2 separate regions of the Homo sapiens genome follow, and region 2 is linked to region 1. A link is an interaction called in ENCODE POLR2A ChIA-PET data of the cell type or tissue named here. Cell type or tissue: HepG2. All regions are shown on one strand. Each heading gives the region's core, and the rest is flanking DNA. Links, peaks and the distances in the headings are about the cores only. Region 1 overlaps MIR193BHG (MIR193b-365a host gene). Region 2 overlaps LOC107984869 (a long non-coding RNA gene).

Region 1 (10,343 bases), core at 7,718-10,217:
CTGCGTCCCCTTAATCAGTTCTGCTTGGGCACCTTTTTGCTGGCCTCAGGAGAAGGCTAGCCGTCATAGCCATCGGAGGCATGGAACGTGTGCAGTGACACAAGCCCATGCTGTTGCTGTCTTCAACTTTATAATAATTTTTGAACAAAGGGCTTCCCGTTTTCATTTTGCCCTGGGTCCTGCAAATTAGGTAGCCAGGCCTGCCCCTCTCAGGGGCTGTTCCCTTCCTTCCCCACATTGATTCTGCCCCAGTTCATCCATTCTCCCCAAATCCCATCCCACACAAGGATGTGGGTGCAGGAGACTTGGAAGCTTTGGGACAAAAGAAAATGTTGAGCTCTCAGACAAAGAAACAACATCAAGTGCGATGCTGCCTCTAAAATACTCAGTGGGAAAGAACACAGGCAAAAGCCGAGCGGTGTCGAACCTGGATGATGAATACTGGATGCTTGTTACATACCACATACTACTTTCAGGTATGGTGGGAAATTTCCATAATACATAGTGGTGGGGTTTTATTTATTTATTTACAGACAGGGTTTGGCTCTGTTGCCCAGGCTGGAGTACAGTGATGTGATCATAGCTGACTGTAGTCCCATCCTCTTGGGCTCAAGTGATCCTCTGGCCTTGGCCTCCCAAAGTGTTGGGATTACAGGTGTGAGCCATCACTCACAATTTAAACTCTATAATACAAAGTTTAAAAAGGCGGGCACAGTGGCTCACGCCTGTAATGCCAGCACTTTGGGAGGCCGAGGCAGGCGGATCACAAGGTCAGGAGATCGAGAACATCCTGGCTAACATGGTGAAACCCCGTTACTACTAAAAATACCAAAAATTAGCCGGGCGTGGTGGTGGGCGCCTGTAGTCCCAGCTACTCGGGAGGCTGAGGCAGGAGAATGGCGTGAACCTGGGAGGTGGAGCTTGCAGTGAGCTGAGATGGCGCCACTGCACTCCAGCCTGGGCGACAGTGCGAGAGTCCATCTCAAAAAAAAAAAAAAAAAAAAAAAGGCAATAAAGGCCAGGCACAGTGGCTCATGCCTCTAATCCCAACACTTTGGGAGGCTAAAGTGGAAGGATCACTTGAGCCTAGGAATTCAAGACCAGCTGGCAACATGGCAAGACCTCATTGTTACAAAAGATAAAAAATTAGCCAGGCATAGTGGCATGTGCCTGTGGTCCCAGCTACTCGGGAGGCTGAAGCAGGCAGATGGCCTGAGCTCAGGAGTTCAAGGCTGTGGTGAGCTGTGATTGCACCACTGCACTCCAGCCTGAGTGACAGAGCCAGACCCCGTTTCAAGAAAATAAAAACAAAAATTAAAAATAAAAAGGCAATATATTAAGACTTGCCCCTGGCAGTTCCTCAAAATGATAAACATAGGGTTGCCTTATGGCCCAGCAATTCTACTCTGACCTATATGCCTAAGAGAAATGAAAGCATCTGTTTACACAAAGACTAACACATGAATGTTCATTGCTGCATTATTCATAGCAGCCAAAAAGTGTAAACAACCCGTATGTCCATCACTGACAGTGGTTAAACAAAATGGTGGCCCATCCATAATACAGAATATGATTCAGCTGTAAGAAGGAATGAAGTTCTGATCCATGCTACAGTGTGGCTGAACCTTGAGAACGTCCTGCTAAGTAAAAGGATCCAGTCACAAAGGACCGCATTAATTGTGTGATTCCATTTATAGGAAATGTGCAGAATAAACAAATCCACAGGGGCAGAAAGTAGATTTGTGATTGCTCAGGGTTGGGGGCGTTGGAGGATTAGGATGCGGGAGGGTTCTGGGTTTCTTTTCTTTTTTTTTTTTTTTTTTGAGATGGAGTCTCACTCTGTTGCCCAGGCTGGAGTGCAATGGTATGATCTCGGCTCACTGCAAGCTCCGCCTCCGGGGTTCAAGCGATTCTTCTGCCTCAGCCTTCTGAGTAGCTGGGATTACAGGTACACGCCACCACGTCTGGCTAATTTTTGTACTTTTGGTAGAGACGGGGTTTCACCATGTTGGCCAGGCTGGTCTCAAACTCCTGACCTCAGATGATCCGCCTGCCTTGGCCTCCCAAAGTGCTGGGCCCAGGGTTTCTTTTTGAGTTGATGGTGTTCTAACATTGATTGTGATGGTTGTACAACTCTGTGTATACACTCAAAGACATTGAATCATACATGTTAAATGGGTGAAGTGTACGTTAAGTGAATAATCTCTCAATAAAGCTGTTTAAAAAAAGAAGTCACACCTTCCTCTCTGACCCTCCTGCTAGGAATCCTTTGGCTCCAGCTCTCTGCCCTCTTGGGAAATTCCCTTTCTCTTCTCCACCCTCTCCCTACACACACACACACACACACACACACACACACACACACCCCTGCCATTCTGTCTTAAGCTATTTTCAGCCGGGCATGGCGGCTTACGCCTGCAATTCCAGCACTTTGTGAGGCTGATGCAGGAGGATCACTTGAAGCCAGGAGTTCAAGACCAGCCTGGGCAACGTAGTGAGACCCCGACTCTATAAAAGAATAAAAAAATTAGCCGAGAGTGGCCGGGCACGGTGACTCATGCCTGTAATCCCAGCACTTTGGCAGGCTGAGGTCAGGAGATCGAGACCATCCTGGCTAACACAGTGAAACCCCGTCTCTATTGAAAATACAAAAAAAAAAAAAAAAAAAAAAAAAAAGCCAGGCGTGGTGGTGGGCGCCTGTAGTCCCAGCTACTCAGGAGGCTGAGGCAGGAGAATGACGTGAACCCGGGAGGCGGAGCTTGCAGTGAGCCGAGATCGCACCACTGCATTCCAGCCTGGGCGACAGAGCGAGACTCCATCTCAAAAAAAAGAAAAAAAAAAGCCAAGAGTGATGTTCATCTGTAGTCCCAGCTACTCAGGAGGCTGAGGCAGGAGGATCACCTGAGCTCAGGAGTTTAAGGCTGCAGTGAGCTATAATGGCACCAGTGCACTCCAGCTTGGGCAACAGAGCAAGACACTGATTATAAAAAAAAAAAAAAAAAAAGATTTTTATTCTCAGTTTAAAGAATGGCTTCCACAGGCAAAGTGAACCACTGAGGTATTTTTCTGAACTACCACACTTTCTTTCCTCTTTAAAAGTTACTCAGTTGACAGCTACTAAAATTACAATGTTGAAATCCCCAGGGTATTCTATTGTGGCTGTCACCAAGAAATCCTAATAGATCTAATTTCCAAGAGCTGCAGAATTCCCTCAAAGAAGGAGGAGCCAACCTAACCTCTCCAGAGACAGTGGTCATCTGTTCCGAAACATAACTCTGTCACCTCACAGGTGGGGAGAAAAGAACGTTGCCAGGGCCAAGTTCATGATGTTCTAACTGAAGGATAAGCTTTTGCTCTGGAACAGGAGTCAGGAAATACGGCCTGTGGGCCAAGTTTGGCCCACTCCTTGTTTTTGTGAATAAAGTTTTATTGCAACACACAGCCACATCCGTTTGTTTGTGTACTATCTGTGGCTACTTTTGAGTTAAAATGCCAGAGTTGGTCGGGCACGGTGGCTCACACCTGTAATCCCAGCACTTTGGGAGGCCGAGGGGGGTGGATCACGAGGTCAGGAGATGGAGACCAGCCTGGCCAACATGCTGAAACCCCTATCTCTACTAAAAATACAACAATTAGCTGGGCGTTGTACCCTAGAACTTAAAGTATAATAATAAATAAAAAAATAAAACACTGAGACAAAAAAAAAATTAGCTGGGCATGGTGGCGGGCACCTGTAATCTCAGCTACTCAGGAGGCTGAGGCAGGAGGATCACTTGAACCAGGGAATCGTAGGTTGCAGTGAGCCGAGATTGCGCCACCACACGCCAGCCTGGGCAACAGAGCAAGATTCCGTCCCTCCCAACCAAAAAAAAAAGGCAGAGTTGAGCAGCTGCAACAGAGACTGTATTGCCTGCAAAGGCTAAAATCTTCACAATGTGGCCTTTTACAGAAATGGGCTGCTGACCCTTGGAATGGAAGATCCAGGCCTGAGCCCCAGTTCCTCACATGCCGGGTATGTGGCCTTGGACGTCAGTGCATCTCTCTTTCCTCATCAGTAAGCTGGAGATACCAATAATCCCTTTTTATATGTTGCTTATGCAACTGAAATGACTGACTTCATACAGGTGCAGCGCCTAGTACATACAAAGCATTCAATACATATCGATGGTTATGATGTTATTTAGAAAGTGAGGACAGCTTCTGCTTCACAGCATTATTTGAAACAATGGATCATACCTGTGCAAACAGCTGGCAAAGAACATTATAAAAATATATTGGCCAGGTGTGGGGGCTCACGCCTGTAAACCCAGCAGTTTGGGAGGCTGAGGCGGGCAGATCATTTGAGGTCAGGAGTTCGAGACCAGCCTGGCCAACATGGTGAAACCCCATCTCTACTAAAAATACACAAATTAGCTGGGCACGGTGGTGTGTGCCTATAATCCCAGCTACTGAAGCTGAGGTGGGAGAATCACTTGAACCCTGGAGGCAGAGGTTGCAGTGAGCTGAGATGGCACCACTGCACTCTAGCCTGGGCAACAGACTGAGACACTGTCTCAAAAAAAAAAAAAGTTTTGTTATAAATATCTTCTAGGCTTTTGAAACCATTCTTTGCTTCTTAGTACCATTTAGGAGTTTTGAGTGTCAATAAACTTCCAACTTCAGAGGAAAAGGAATCTTTCCTTCAAACCCTCTCATTAACCAATTCAGAAGACCATAACCCATGACCCCTGGCTGGGTCTTGAACCTGCCTGAACTAACATCCAAGTATTCTTTGGGCTATACTCTGCCTCTTCCCCACTATAGGCACTCGAGAAGCCAAGCCCATATGCCTTTATTTTTAATTTAATTATTTTGAGATGGAGTCTCACTGTCACCCAGGCTGGAGTGCAGTGGTGAGATCTCGGCTCACTGCAACCTCCGCCACCAGGTTCAAGCGATTCTCATGCCTCAGCCTCCTGAGTAGCTGGGATTACAGGCGCACGCCACCAGGCCAGGCTAATTTTTGTATTTTTACTAGAGACGGCATTTTACCATGTTGGCCAGGCTGGTCTCAAACTCCTGACCTCAGGTGATCCACCTGTCTTGCCCTCCCAAAGTGCTGGGATTACAGGTGTGAGCCACCGCGCCTGGCCTCCACATGCCTTTAAATACTTGTGTTACCTCTGAACCCCCCACCAGAGCCCGTTAAGCAGGAATCTACTCCAAGGTGTGGGCACACAGGTTTGGGGCAGGGGGAGGGTCTTAGGGGACCCTCAGGGGCTGTCCAGAAGTCTACTGGGGGATGGAGGGTGGTGTTCGGGATGATTGACATCTGACACTGCACCACTGACTTGCTTCCCTGGAAGGTGTCATTTAAGTAGGTTGGGTCCGGGGAGATAGAGCAGTCTCCGATTCACTGGCTTCATGTTAAAACTATTAACTGAACATCTAACACAGACCAGGCCCTGAGGATACAGCAATGAAGGAGTGATGCCCTCTGCCCTTAGCAACTGCCCCGCCTGCCTTTTAATGTTGGCAATTCAGCCCCATAAGGAGTCTTCACATTCTCCCAGGATCTCAGTCCTACTACAAAACACCATCCTGATGACTTGGAAGGTGACTGTGGGCCTGGCTGTGTGATATATGGCTGGTAGGAGTTAAGAGTGACAGCTCTGGAGTACTTTAGATCAGGGCAGGATTGGCTACATAATTTGCAAAATGAAAATGTGAGGCCCCTTGTTCCAAAGTTAGTAAGGCTGGAGCAAAATTGTTAAGGTGGCACTATCACAGCTCACTGCAGCCTGGACATCCTGGGCTCAAGCCAACCTACCCCCTCAGCCTCCTGAGTAGCTGGGACTACCGGGGCGTGCCACCATGCCTGGGTCATTTTTTTGTTTTTGTTTTTAAAGAAATGAGAGTGTGGCTATGTTGCCCAGGCTGGTCTGCAACCCCTGGTCTCAAGCAATTCCCATGCCTTGGCCTCAAAGCAGTCAACTAAGCGTGGGTCCCAGCCCCTGGAAACCAGCCCTGCATCTGAGGTCACACTGCTTGCCTGCTGGTTAACCTTAAATACCTCTCTTCACCGGCCTGAGCCTCAGTTTCCCCAGCCTCAGATGTCAATTAGGCTCACCTGCAGGTTGGCTGTGGCCATTAGGTGAGATGAGGGCCTGTAAAGCGTTTCGCACAGAGGACAGGCTCGGCCACATTACTGATGTTCCTGGCCTGCTGTGGCTGGCGCATTTCATCTTACAATAATAGTTCACATTTATTATTCTTATATAATAGCTAAGACTTATATAGCACATCATCAATGTCAGGCGCCGTGCTTAGTTCTTTACAGACGTTCATGTATTTCATCCTCACCACATCCCTATGCTGTGCCCTAATATTCTAGTAACTGTAGATGGGGGAACTGAGGCACAAAGAGGGCAAGTATCTTGGCAGAGGTCACCCGACCACTCAGTAGAAGAGTCAAGTTCAAACACAGGACAGCTGGCTCCCAGGTCTCTATTCTTAACCCTACCTATTGTTGGGGCTCAGAAAACGGTACCCCAAAATATGGCTCTTTGATGTGCTCAACTGAAGCAGCCTCAAGGTCTCTCCAACACCACCCCCCCGCCCCCACCCCCAATCCTGTTTCTCCATCCTCTGTCCGTCCCAAAGCATAGGAGGAGCCTGCTATCTGGAGTTCCCTTATCTACCTGGAAACCACACCCGCCAAAGAGGAACACAATTGCCTTCGACTCCTTCACTGAAATTTCATTAACCAGAGATGAAAACTCATATCACAGAGGAAGAGAATGAAATGAAACACCACACCTGGAGTGCAGACGGACTTCATCCCAAACTATCATCTGTCCTCCGATCCCATTCGACTCCCTAAAGGAATTATTCACTGACCGTTGTCCCAGCATCAGACCCATTCATTCCTCCTAAAAATCATTTACTACCCCTGAGAGTGGCCGCATTTCCCCCATCTCCCTTCTATGACGGAAGTATTTATTTATATTTTTATATTTTTTTGAGACAAGGTCTCAGTTACCCAGGCTGGAGTGCAGCAGCGTGATCTCGGCTCACTACAACCTCTGCTTCCGGGGCTCAAGCGATCCTCCCACCTCAGCCTCCCGAGTAGCTGGGAGCACAGGTGTGCACCACCAAGGCTGGCTAATTTTTTTTTTTTTGTATTTCTGGTAGAGACAGGGTTTCACCATGTTTCCCAGGCTGGTCTCAAACTAGTGACCTCAAGCAATCCACCTGACTCGGCCTCCCAGACTGCCAGGATTACAGGTGTGAGCCACTGTGCCCAGCGATGGACTTCACTGGGTTATTGGATAATCATTCTCCCGCCACTCCCCTGGCGTTTATGCATGGTGAATAAATTCATATGCCTTTTTCTTTTTTTTTTTTTTTTTTGAGATGGTGTCTTGCTCTTGTCGCCTAGGCTGGAGTGCAGTGAGGCGATCTCGGCTCACTGCAAGCCCCGCCCCCCGGGTTCAGGCCACTCTCCTGCCTCAGCCTCCCGAGTAGCTGGGACTACAGGCGTGCACCACCTCGCCTGGCTAATTTTTGTATTTTTAGTAGAGACGGGGTTTCACCGTGTTAGCCAGGATGGTCTTGATCACCTGAGCTCGTGATCCTCATGCCTCGGCCTCCCAAAGTGCTGGCATTACAGGCATGAGCCACCACGCCCGGCTCATATGCTTTTTTCTCCTATTAATCCACTTGTTGTCAGTCATTTCTTTGGTAAAAACTTTTAAAAAATAAATATAAAATAGGGACAAGGTCTCACTATGTTGCCCAGGAACATTTTGAACTCCTGAGCTCAAGTGATCCTCCCACCTCGGCCTCCCAAAGTACTAGGATTACTGGCGTGAGCCACCATGCCTGGCCTGTCAGTTATTTTTAGCAAACTTTTAGCGGGTGAAGGGGCAGCCTTCCCTTGCCTCCTATGCTATGTGTTCTGGGAGTTGACTCATGACAGACATGTATGCATGATCCCTTCCTGAGATCCTAACACCAAGTATTCAGCGTGAAATTTCCATCGTAACGTGGGATTATTTCTTTTTTTTCCTTTCTTTCTTTTTTTTTTTTTTTTTTTGAGACGGAGTCTCGCTCTGTTGCCCAGGCTGGAGTGCAGTGGCTCAATCTCCGTTCCCTGCAAGCTCCGCCTCCCGGGTTCACGCCATTCTCCTGCCTCAGCCTCCCGAGTAGCTGGGACTACAGGCGCCCGCCACCACACCCGGCTAACTTTTTTGTATTTTTAGTAGAGACGGGGTTTCACCATGTTAGCCAGGATGGTCTCGATCCCCTGACCTCGTGATCCACCCGCCTTGGCCTCCCAAAGTGCTGGGATTACAGGCGTGAGCCACCGCACCCGGCTGGATTATTTCTTTGATTCTTTTGTCTGTCTCCCCTGACTCAACTGTGAGCCCCATGCGGGCAGGGGCTGTCTGGCTCCCTGCTGTACCTCCAGCACCTGGCACCCAGCTCCGCACACAGTAGGGCCTCAGCAGCCATCTATCCAGGGAAGGAAGGGCAGAAGCAGTGTCTAGCCACAGCAATCTGACCCAGAAGCAACAATCACAGCTCTCTTGAGTTTCTAGCCTGCGTGATTTACAAGCTTGTTTTGGGCAGGACTAGGTGGCATGCACCTGTAGCCCAACCACTTTGGGAGGCCGAGGCAGGACGATCGCTTGAGCTCAGGAGTTCGAGGCTGCAGTGAGCTTTGACTGCACCGCTGCAATCCAGCCTGAGTGACAAAGAGAGACCCTGTCTCAATTAAAAAAAAAAAAAAAAAAAAAAAGGTTGTTTTGGGGGAATCTCCAACAGCTCAGGAAACCATCTCATCGGCTCCAGGCTTTTCTCACTTGAGGTCCCCGACACTGTGCAGGTGGAAAGATTTAAGGGGCTCCTGAGAGCCCAGCCCCCATCCTGGCAGGCTGCAGGGGGTGGGTGGGGGGTGCGTTCTGGCAGCAGGGCCGGCAGCTGTCTGCAGGCCTCTCAGTGCCTGCTCTAGCTGGCCAGCGGGGGCCCGCTGCCACCCCCCACCCCATGATGCAGCAGAAAGTGAAACCGCAGTTGGCCCCTGCCGGCTGGGACTGATCACCCATGGTTTCCCTGCAAAACCAGAGTCCCAGGGGGCTGGTGGGCAGCTGGCTCCCAGGTCCGGCACAGTGAGGCCTGTCAGGCAAGTGCCCCTAGAGGCCAAGGGAGGTGCCCTGGCCAGAAAGGAGGGTGCTGAGTCATCGTGACCCTAAAATGAGAGAGAAATCTGAGCTATGGATCAATGCAGGAGTGGGGGGGTGAGGGGTCCCAGTGGTGTCGGTGAGCAGGGAAGGGTGGTTTCCCGACCCCCAAAAGGAAGATGTGTGACACCCAGTTTTGTCATGCTGGAGCCCTCTACAGATCTGAACTGGCAACTCCCCCATCTCCCCCCACCCCTCCCCACACCGACTACAGGAGTGCGGAAAATCCCTGAGATAAACAAGAATTCTCTAAAAGTGGACCTCTGAAACTTTACACACGACTTTCTGATTTCTGTCCCATCCTCAGGGCAGCTGTAGTTGCTTAATATTTTTCTTCCAAAACACCCACTCTTTTTTGTTTAACTGACATCAATTGATGGACAAAAAAAGGGCCCCTGTCTCCCGACCCTAAATGGAAAACCAACCAATTGCCTGAAGTACAAATCAGCGGTGCAAAGAATACCTACTAGAATAATTTTCACCTTTAGCCGGCGCCGCTTAAAATCAGAGATGTGCAAATCAGACTTGGGAGTCTGAGTTACAGGTTTCATGCCTGAGGAGCTGGTGGCTCAGAGAGACTGACTCACTTGTCCCGGGTGACACAGCAAGAGAGGCGCAGAGCTCGGGCTGGAATGCAGGCCTGGCTGATCCCAGAAACCCAGGCTCAGTGCTGGGCTGCCGTCTCCCCACCCATGAATTCCTCTGTGTGTATTCATATTATTACCTTCCATGTTTAATGCATGGACTCTCCAATTTTCAAAGCACCTTCAGAGCTTATACAACGTTAGAGCTTTTTATATATAACATTGGCTACATCCAAGAACCCTTTGAAGCCAGAGCAGGGGGTGCTGCCCCTCCCTTGGTGTATGGGGAAACTGAGGCAGCGAGCGGGGAAAGTGTTCTGTCTCAGGGAGCTAGCAGGAAAGCCAGGACTGCCCCAGGGCCCCCTGCCAAGGCGATGATCCCGGAGGCCCTGGCTGCAAGGACCAGGCCTCGTCAAACAGGTAACACTTGTTTCTTTCCGCTTTCCCTACCTCCCCCTACAACCCCCCAGAGCAAATGCTGACGCTGATGGGGAGCCACAGCTGTACTCCTTCCCAGGCCGGATCTCAGCGTCTG
Region 2 (10,343 bases), core at 2,617-5,116, 1.6 Mb before region 1:
AAAAAAAGAAAGAAGGCCGGGCGCGGTGGCTCACACCTGTAATCCCAACACTTTCGGAGGCCGAGGTAGGCGGATCGCCTAAGGTCGGGGGTTCAAGACCAGCCTGGCCAAAATGGTAAAACCCCATCTCTACTAAAAAATACAAAAATCAGCCAGGCGTGGTGATGGGTGCCTGTAATCCCAGCTACTTAGGAGGCTGAGGCGGGGAGAATTGCTTGAACCCAGAGGCGGAGGTTGCAGTGAGCCAAGATCGTGCCACTGCACTCCAGCCTGAACGACAAAGCTGGACCATGTCTCAAAAAAAAGAAAAAAAAAAAGAAGGAAGGAAAGAAAAAAAGAGAGAGAGAGAGAGAAAGAAAGAAAGAAGGAAGGAAGGAAGGAAGGAAGGAAGGAAAGAAAGAAAGAAAGAAAGAAAGAAAGAAAGAAAGAAAGAAAGAAAGAAAGAAAGAAAGAAAAAGAAAAAAGAAAGAAAAGAAAGGAAATGTAACTCAAATCAGGCCAATGAGATACGAGGAGAGTTTTGTTAAATGTTTCCGAGGAAGTTCTTCCTGGCGCTCTGGCAGAGATCCTGGAAGTCGTTCTATTTTCTCCTCTGAACATTGTAATCCTTGAATATAAGGCCTCAAACAGTGGTGATCATCCCACCAACCCTTAAAAAAATGGTGCCTGTCTGTGGTCCTCACGAAATGAGCACTTGCCCAAAATTGTGCCCTGTGCTATGGAAGTGCCGAGTAGATGATTGGGGGCTGACATTCAGCCCGTATGTGTGGTTGTATCTTCCCGAAAAAGGAGATTTTGTTTGTTTGTTTTTAAGGAAATTGTCTGCTGCCCAGAGGAATCTCTCTCTCTCTCTCATCCATCTGTCCGTTCATCCGTCCATGGCCCATCCATCTGACCATCTATCCTTCCACCCATCACCCATCCACTTGTCAATCTATTCATTCATTCATTCATTCAGTTGTCCATCCATTCATCCACCACCCATCCATCCATTCATCCACCTGTCCATCCATCCATCCTTCCATCACCCATTCAACTCATCCATCTATCAATTCATTCATCTGTCCGTCCATCCATCCACCCATCCATCTCTTTATTCCTCATTCATTCAATACTAGAATATTCAAAGTCCCATGTCAGGTTTTTTGTTTTTTGTTTTTTAAGACAGGTTGGCTCTGTTGCCCAGGCTGGGGTGCAGTGGTCCCATCTTGGCTCACTACAACCTCTGCCTTCTGGGCTCCACCTCAGCCTCTCGAGTAGCTGTGACTACAGGCATGCACAATCATGCCCAGCTAATTTTTGTATTTTTTGTAGAGACGAGGTCTTGTTATGTTGCCCAGGCTGATCTCAAACTCCTGGGCTCAAGAGACCTACCCACCTTGGTCTCCCAAAGTGCTGGGACTACAGGCGTGAGCCACCACATCAACTGGAATACCTTTTTCTAATTTGGTTAAGATGACCATATATTACAAGTGGCCAGCCTGGGGTAAGCCATGAGAATATAAAGAAAGATAGCCACAGTCACAGGCATAAGTCAACCCTTAAACCTGCCAAACTGACCAGGCATGGTGGCCAACGCCTGTAATCCCAGAACTTTAGGAGGCCAGGTGCTGGATCACTTGAGGCCAGGAGTTCAAGACCAGCCTGGGCAACATGGTGAAACCTGGTCTCTACTAAAAATACAAAACTTAGCCAGGCAGGTAGTCCCAGCTACTCAGGAGGCTGAGATGGGAGGGTGTCTTGAACCCACAGGTGGAGGTTGCAGTGACCCAAGAGATCACGCCACTGCACTCCAGCCTGGGCAACAGAGCTAGACCTTGTCTCAATAAATAAATAAACCTGTCAAACATCTAGACTTCTGGTTATGTTTAAGATTAATCTTTTTTTTGGCCAGGCGTGGTGACTCATGCCTGTAGTCCCAGCGCTTTGGGAGGCCAAGGTGGGTGGATCACTTCAGGTCAGGAGTTCGAGACCAGCCTGGCCAACATAGTGAAACCCCCTCTGTAAAAAAATACAAAAATTAGCCAGGCGTGGTGGCGCGCGCCTATAGTCCTAGCTACTCAGGAGGCTGAGAATCGCTTGAACCCAGGAGGCAAAAGATGCAGTGAGCCAAGATCGTGCTACTGCACTCCAGCCTGTGCAACAGAGAGTGACTTCATCTTAAAAAAAGAAAAAGAAAAAGAAAAAAAATAGGATAGGCACGGTGGCTCACGCCTGTAATCCCAGCACTTTGGGAGGCCAAGGCGGGCAGATCACAAGATCAGAAGTTCGAGACCAGCCTGGCCAACATGATGAAACCCTGTCTCTACTAAAAATACAAAAATTAGCTAGGTGTGGTGGCACATGCCTCTAGTCCCAGCTACTCAGGAGCCTGAAGCAGGAGAATCGCTTGAACCCGGGAGGCGGAGGTGGCAGTGAGCCAAGACCATGCCATTGCACTCCAGCCTGGGTCACAGAGTGAGACTCCGCCTCAAAAAAAAAAAGAAACAGAAAAAGAAAAGAAATTGATATTTTAAAACCAGTAAGAGAGTTTGATTTGCAACCAAAAAAAAAAAAAAGTTTAACCAATAGGAGGTTATTTTGTTTTAAGAGCAGAAAAAATAGGATGAAAGTAAATCAGATAGGTAGCTACCTATTTGACACATTCCTCCAGCTTACCCTGAATAAACCTGCCCAAGTATGTCCACTATCCATCCATCCCCTGAAAGGGACTGAGGAAGATCTATTATCTAGACAAATTCTTCTGGGACATAATATTTGGACATTTTAAACTTCCCCATAATCTGTCACGCATTTTCTGTTTGATTCATCATTGATCGACAAGCCAATTACTGTTCTTACCTACCATTTTATATTCAGGGACATTTAGTTCTTTTTTTCTTTTTTTGTTTTTTTTTTTTGTTTGTTTGTTTTTTTTGGCGAGACGAAGTGTCAATCTGTCACCCAGGCTGGAGTGCAGTGGCGCGATCTCGGCTCACTGCAACCTCCACCTCCCAAGTTCTCATAAATGTTTTCTAGAGTTTTTTGGAACCCCAAATTTAATATGACATTCAGACCAAGATGCAATAAACAAACATTTATTGATCACAAAAAAAAGAGAGAAGGCTAGATGCAGTGGCTCACACCTGTAATCCCAGCACTTTGGGAGGCCGAGGTAGGTGGATCACTTGATCTGCCAGAAGTTTGGGGCCAGAAGTTTGGGACCAGCCTGGGCAACATGGCAAAAACCAGTCTCTACTAAAAATACAAAAAGTTAGCTTGGAGTGGTGGTGTGTGCCTGTAATCCCAGCTACTCAGGAGGCTGAGGCTGGAGGATCACTTGAGCCTTGGAGGTGGAGGTTGCAGTGAGCCAAGATTGCGCCACTGCGCTCCAGCCTGGGTGACAGATCGAGACTCTGTCTCAAAAAAAATAAGAAATGAAAGAGAGAGAGAAGGAAGAGAGGCCAGATGAAGTGCTGGAGGCTTCTGAAGTGGTACGTAAGAACCAGGAATGGAGAATGTGTAGTTAGGGACAGGAAGAGAAAAATCCTAACCATAGTGTCTTTATTTATTTATTTGTTTGTTTGTTTGTTTTTTGAGATGGAGTCTCACTCTGTTGCCCAGGCTGGAGTGCAGTGGCACAATCATGGCTCACTGCAACCTCTGCCTCCCAGGTTCAAGCCATCCTCCTGCCTCAGACCCTCTAGTTGCTGGGATTACAGGCACGTGCCACCATGCCCGGCTATTTTCTGTATTTTTAGTAGAGATGGAGTTTCGCCATTTTGGCCAAGGTGGTCTCAAACTCCTGACCTCGGGTGATCCACCCGCCTCGGCCTCCCAAAGTGCTGGGATTACAGGCATGAGCCACTGCGCCCACCGATGGTGCCTTTAAACAGTACTCTTGATTCCAGGTGACAGAAATTCAAATTAGCCTAAACCATCATGTATTGGCCCATGAATCTAAAATGTCCAGTGGCAGAGCTGGCTTTGGTCATAGTCCAGGAGCTCAATGGTCTGTGTCACTTCGTTCTACTTTCTCTTTGTTGGTGTCATTTCAACAGGTTATTCTCTGGCAGAGGCAAAGGTGACACCCAACCACTCCTGCCTCTATCCTACCTAGCAACCCCAAGGCAATACACTCTGTCTTGTCCAATAGCTGCAGCAGATGTCTTGGGTTTGAGCCTCATTGGCCCTTCTGAGTGTCACATGACCACACCCGAACCAATCAGTGAGACTGGCGAGGCTGGGTGAACTGTCTTGAATGGCTAGACCTGGGTCTTAACACCCACCCCTGCAGCCAGCCCCACTGAGAGGGCTGAGGGCGGGTGAGTCAATGGTTCCCCAAAGGGAATTTAGGGTACTGTTTCTGAAAAAATGGACAATGAAGGCTGAGTGGAAACAGCAGTCATGGAAAGCACACAACAGACAAGTGCCTTTCTCTCTGCCTCTGCCACTCAAGGCCGCCTTAAGTTCCTCCAGTGTGCTAATTGTTCCCCCGGGTCTTTTGAACACGTTGTTCTGTGTTTTTTGAATGCTCTTCCATACCTGTGCCTAAGTAACACCTGCTTATCCTTCAGCTGTCAGCCCCAACATCATCTTCTCAGGGAAGCTGTAGCACTTGTATTTTCCAAAAGTGGCCACAATTATTCATTCATGAGTAGATGCTCAATAATATCTTTTGAATGAACGCATGCATGAATAAAAGGTTAAAATGTAAACAAAGTGATCTTACACTCTTATTGAGAAGGGTGGCCTGTGTTCCCTTCCGTTGAATCCAGATGAGCTTGAGGCTACTGTGGAACTGACATGGTGTGACTTTTTTTTTTTTTTTTTTTTTTTTGAGATGGATTTTCACTCTTGTCACCCAGGCTGGAATGCAATGACGCAATCTCGGCTCACTGCAACCTCCACTTCCCGGGTTCAAGCGATTTTCCTGCCTCAGCCTCCCAAGTAGCTGGGATTACAGGCGCATGCCACTACACCCAGCTAATTTTTGTATTTTTAGTAGAGACGGGGTTTCACCATGTTGGCCAGGCTGGTCTCTAACTCCAGACCTCAGGTGATCCATCCGCCTCAGCCTCCCAAGGTGCTGTGATTATAGGTTTGAGCCACTGCACCTGGCCAATAATATCTTTTGAATGAATGAATGCATTAATGAAAAGTTAAAACGCAAACAAGGTGACTTTGACACTCCTGTTGTGAAGGGTGGTCTGTGTTCCCTTCCCTTGAATCCAGACGAGCTTGAGGCTACTGTGGAAGTGACATGGTGTGACTTCTGAAACTGGTCATAAAAGGTGAAAAGCTGGCCGGACATCGTGGCTCACATCTGTAATCTCAGCACTTTGGAAGGATGAGGCAGGAGGATCATTTGAGACTAGGAGTTCAAGACCATGGAGGAGTGGAGTGGACTGGGCTGTGACCTGCCAAGGGCAACAAGCAAGACCCTGTCTCTCTCTCTCTCTCTTTTTTTTTTTTAATAAATATGCCAGCCTGGCCAACATGGCAAACCTAGCCTCTACTAAAAATACAATAATTAGCTGGGCGTGGTGGCGCTCACTTGTAGTCCCAGCTACTTAGGAGGCTGAGGCACAAGAATCACTTGAACCCAGGAAGTGGAGGTGGCAGTGAGCCAAGATCATGCCACTGCACACCAGCCTGGGTGACAGTGAGACTTTGTCTCAATTGAAAAAAAAAAAAAAGATATGAAAAGCTCCCACTTGGCTCTGTTAGGATGCTCCATCTTGGAACCCAACCACCATGCCATAAGGAAGCTCAAGCAGCCCGTGGAGGGGGCCCCCATAGAGAAGAAATGGGATCCCTGCCCACAGCCCTGGCTGAGTTCCCACCTGACAGCAAATACCAAATTGCCAGCCATGTGACTGAGCCATCCACAAAGTGGGTCTTCCAGAATCTTGATAACATTGTACTCAGTGACAGAAGCCAGACACAATAGGCCACGTAGTGTATATTCCATTTGAAGTGTCTAGAACAGACAGATCTATAAAGACAGAAGATAGATGAGTGTTTCCAGGGACTAGGGGAAGAGGGAATAGAAGAGACTGCTAATGGTATATATTCTGTTGTTGTTGTTCTTGTCATTGTTGTTTAGAAACAGGGTCTCATTCTGTCACCCAGGCTGGAGTGCAATGGTGCGATCATAGCTCACTGCAGCCTGGAACTCTTGGGCTCAATTGATCCCCCTGTCTCAGCCTCCCGAGTAGCTGGGACCACAGGTGTGCGCCACCACATCCAGATAAGTATAGGATTTCTTTTTAGGGAAAAGGAAATATCGTGGAATTAGATAGCAATAGTTGTACAATCCTGTGAATATACTAAAAAGCATTGAATTGTATGGTTTCACATGGTGAAATTTATGGCATGTAAATTATATCTCAGAGACAACCAAAAAAAAGTGGGTCCTCCAGCCCCTGTCAAGCTGCCCCATGTTGAGCATGGCATGTGGAACACAGACTTGCTGTCCAGGCCACATCCTGCCCAAATTGCAGATTTGGGGGTGAAATCAATGATTGTTGTTGTTTTAAGCCACTAAGTTTTAGGACAGTGTGTTGCATAGAAACTCGTGCTGTCCAACCTGGCTAACTTTGTGAAACCTCATCTCTACTAAAAACACAAAAATTAGCCAGGTGTGGTGGCACACGCCTGTAATCCCAGCTGCTTGGGAGGCCGAGGCATGAGAATCGCTTGAACCTGGGAGGCAGAAGTTGCAGTGAGCCGAGATGGTTCCACTGCACTCCACTAAAAATACAAAAATTAGCCAGGTGTGTTGGCACAAGCCTGTAACCCCAGCTACTTGGGAGGCTGAGGCATGAGAATTGCTTGAACCTGGGAGGTGGAAGTTGCAGTGAGATGAGACGGTGCCACTGCACTCCAACCTGGGCAACAGAGCAAGACGCCATCTCAAAAAAAAAAAAGAAAAAGAAAAAAAGAAAAGAAAAGAAAAAAGAAAAAGAAAGAAAGAAACACATGCTGATATGGAAGCCTTCCATAACCACCAACCTAGGCTAGGTTATGGCCCCTGACTGTCTCAGAATCTCTGCATTTTTCATTATAGTATTTATCTGAGTTTGTAATTAAATATTTGATGAATTGCTGCCCTTTCTCTTGGCCAGTGAGCTCTATGTGAGTAGAGACCGTGTTTACTTTTTTGAGACAAAGTCTTGCTCTGTTGCACAGGCTAGAGTGCAGTGGTGTGATCTCAGCTCACTGCAACCTCCACTTCCTGGGTTCAAGCGATTCTCCTGCCTCAGCCTCCCAAGTTGCTAGGATTACAGGCATGTGCCACCACCATGCCCAGATAATTTTTGTATTGTTACTAGAGACGGGTTTTGTCATGTTGGCCAGGCTGGTCTCGAACTCCTGACCTCAAGCGATCCACCCACCTTTACCTCCGAAAGTGCTGAGATTACAGGCATGAGCCACCTCACCCAGCCAGGATCCTGTTTATTATATTTACTCTAGTATCCTTAGTGCCTGGTACATAGTAGATGCTCAATAATATCTTTCGAATGAATGAATTCATGAATGAAAGGTTAAAATGCAAAGAGATTTAGGGTCCAAGTGGAGGGTTCCTAGGGTCTTCCTAGTTGAGTAGGAGACAGAGTGACCAAAGAGCAGGTGGAAGATGGAGGTGAGGTAGAGGATTTGCGGAGAATGGAGAACATCTGGGAAGGGGAGAGGAAGGATGAGGAATTTGACAAGAGAAAACTGGAGCATAAATATGTTCTTACACACCTAATCCAGGCCATCTGGTGTCGAGGCGACAAGAATGGAGACCATGGAGGAGTGGAGTGGACTGGGCTGTGACCTGCCAAGGGGGGAATGGTGAGGAAATAGCCACTTTTGTGTGTGTGTGTGTGTGTGACAGGGTCTAGCTTTGTCCACCAGGCTGGAGTGTAGTGGCATGATCTGGGCTCACAGCAACCTTAGTCTCCCGGGCTCAAGTGATCCTCCCACCTCAGCCTCCCAAGTAGCTGGAACTGCAGGTGGGTATCACCATGGTCAGCTAATTTTTGTAATTTTTGTACAGATGGGGTTTCGCCATGTTGCCCAGGGTGGTCTTGAACTCCTGAGCTCAGGTGATCTGCCCGCCTCAGCCTCCCAGAGTGCTCAGATTACAGGCATGAGCCACTACGCCCAGCCCACTTATCGAGTGCCTATTATGTCCTAGGCACTGTGCTAAGTTGTTGCATGCATTAGTTCATTTTATTTATTTATTTATTATTTAATTAATTTTATTTTTTAAAAATTTTATTTATTTATTTAATTTAACTAAGTGCTCTTCATGCATTAGTTCATTTTATTTATTTATTTACTTATTTATTTATTTAATTTTTTTGAGACAGAGTTTCACTCCTGTTTCCCAGGCTGGAGTGCAATGGCGCCATCTTGGCTCACTTCAACCTCCGCCTCCCAGGTTCAAGTGATTCTCCTGCCTCAGCCTCCCAAGTAGCTGGGATTACAGGCACCCGCCACCACACCTGGCTAATTTTTGTATTTTTAGTAGAGATTTAGTAGAGTAAAGTGCTGGGATTACAGGCGTGAGCCACCGCGCCAGGCCCATCTTATTATGATATTATTATTATTATTATTATTATTATTATTATTATTATTATTAGTTTTTGAGATGGAGTCTAGCTCTGTCACTCAGGCTGGAGTGCAGTGGCACAATCTCAGCTCACTGCAACCTCCACCTCCTGGGTTCAAGCGATTCTCTTGCCCCAGACTCCCGAGTAGCTGGGACTACAGGTGCAAGCCACCACACCTGGCTAATTTTTGTATTTTTAGTAGAGACGGGCTTTCGCCATGTTGGCCAGGCTGATCTCGAACTCCTGACCTCAGGTAATCCACCCGCCTCGGCCTCCGAAAGTACTGGGATTACAGATGTGAGCCACCGCACCTGGCCCATTAGCTCATTTTAGCCACGATAATATCCCAGGAGTTAGGTACTATTATGGCCTCCTTTTAATAGCTGTAGAAATGGAGGCCCAAGAACGTGTGTGGTGGCTCACACCTGTAATCCCAGCACTTTGGGAGGCCAAAATGGGCGTAATACTTGAGGTCAGAAGTTTGAGACCAGCCTGGCCAACATGGCAAAACCCCATCTCTACAAAAATACAAACATTAGCTGGCATGGTGGTGCATGCCTGTAATCCCAGCTCGTCAGGGGGGCCAAGGCAGGAGAATTGCTTGAAGCCAGGAGGCAGAGGTTGTAGCAAGCCAAGATTGCGCCACTGCACTCCAGCCTGCACAACAGACGGAGACTCCAACAAAGAAAGAGAGAGAGAGAGAGAGAGAGAGAGAGAGAGAAGGGGAGGGGAGGGGAGGGGAGGAGAGGGGAAAGGGAAAGAAAGAATGAAAGAAATGGAAGCTCAGAGAGGTGCTTTTTTTTTTTTTTTTTTTTTTGCCCAAGGCCACACAGGTACCCAGGATTCACCATCCAGTTCAGTGTAACAACAGAGCTTGCGCAGATAACCAGGATGCTGCAGTGGGGCTCTAGGTGGAAAATCAAAGCTTCAAGGAGATCAGGGACATGTGTGTAAGAATCTTCTCGCAAACCAGGGCAGCAGGGAGGGTCCAGTCATGGAACCAGGTGCCACCTCACCTGGCTGAGTTCAAGATTGGCTCTAACCCAAATCACCTGCAAGACCTTGAGCAACATACTTAACCCTTCTCTGCTTCAATTTTATTTTTGTTACATTGATCGAAAGTCAGAAAGGAAAGGAAGTCCTCATTGGTACAGAGGTTAGGAAAATTGGAAGAGATTTTGGAGAGGGTATCAGGTTTATCCTACATTCTTTATCAGCATGAAAAAGTCCTCCTTTGGGCTTTTTGTTTGTTTTGATTTTTGTTTTTTGTTTTTGGGGTTTTTTTTGAGACAGAGTCTTGCTCTGTCGTCCAGACTGGAGTGCAGTGGTGTGATCTCGGCTCACTGCAGCCTCCGCCTCCCAGGTTCCAGCAATTCTCCTGCCTCAGCCTCCTGAGTAGCTCGGACTACAGGCGCCCACCACCATGCCCAGCTAATTTTTGTATTTTTAGTAGAGACAGGGTTTTGCCATGTTGGCCGTGCTGGTGTTGAACTCCTGACCTCAGGTGATCCACCCACCTCGGCCTCCCAAAGTGCTGGAATTACAGGGTTGAGCTAGCCAAAAAAGTCTTCACTTGGTTAAGCACAGTGGCTCACACCTGTAATCTCAGAACTTTGGGAGGACAAGGTGGGAGGATCACTTGAGGCCAGGAGTTCAATACCACCTTGGGTAACATAACAAGAATTTGTCTCTACAAAATATTAAAAAATAAAAAAAAATTAGCCAGGTGTTGTAATGGTACGCACCTGTAGTCCCAGC

What was found. Peaks named below come from ENCODE experiments on the same cell type or tissue, not always from the same donor. Only the 100,000 strongest peaks of a DNase experiment are listed, where the experiment ranks them.
Region 2: POLR2A ChIA-PET joins it to region 1 with 6 read pairs; 1 of 35 experiments calls an interaction of 5 or more read pairs at or near these places.

The regions. Positions count from the first base shown.
Region 1 is chr16:14,309,589-14,319,931 of GRCh38, reverse strand. The region is part of intron 1 of MIR193BHG (MIR193b-365a host gene); the gene reads right to left. Among named protein-coding and RNA genes, the nearest start is that of MIR365A, 5.5 kb to the right of the region's middle. RefSeq lists enhancers at 8,915-9,054, 9,155-9,274, 9,066-9,360 and a silencer at 9,186-9,480. In HepG2, for the core only: a CTCF peak has its summit at 9,169; a DNase peak (open chromatin) is centred at 9,191.
Region 2 is chr16:15,902,059-15,912,401 of GRCh38, reverse strand. It overlaps LOC107984869 (a long non-coding RNA gene), which reads left to right. Exons shown (of 3, transcript XR_001752339.2): 2 at 7,741-7,821; 3 at 9,410-9,854. Among named protein-coding and RNA genes, the nearest start is that of CEP20, 19 kb to the right of the region's middle. In HepG2, for the core only: no CTCF peak of the experiment used is centred there; a DNase peak (open chromatin) is centred at 4,161.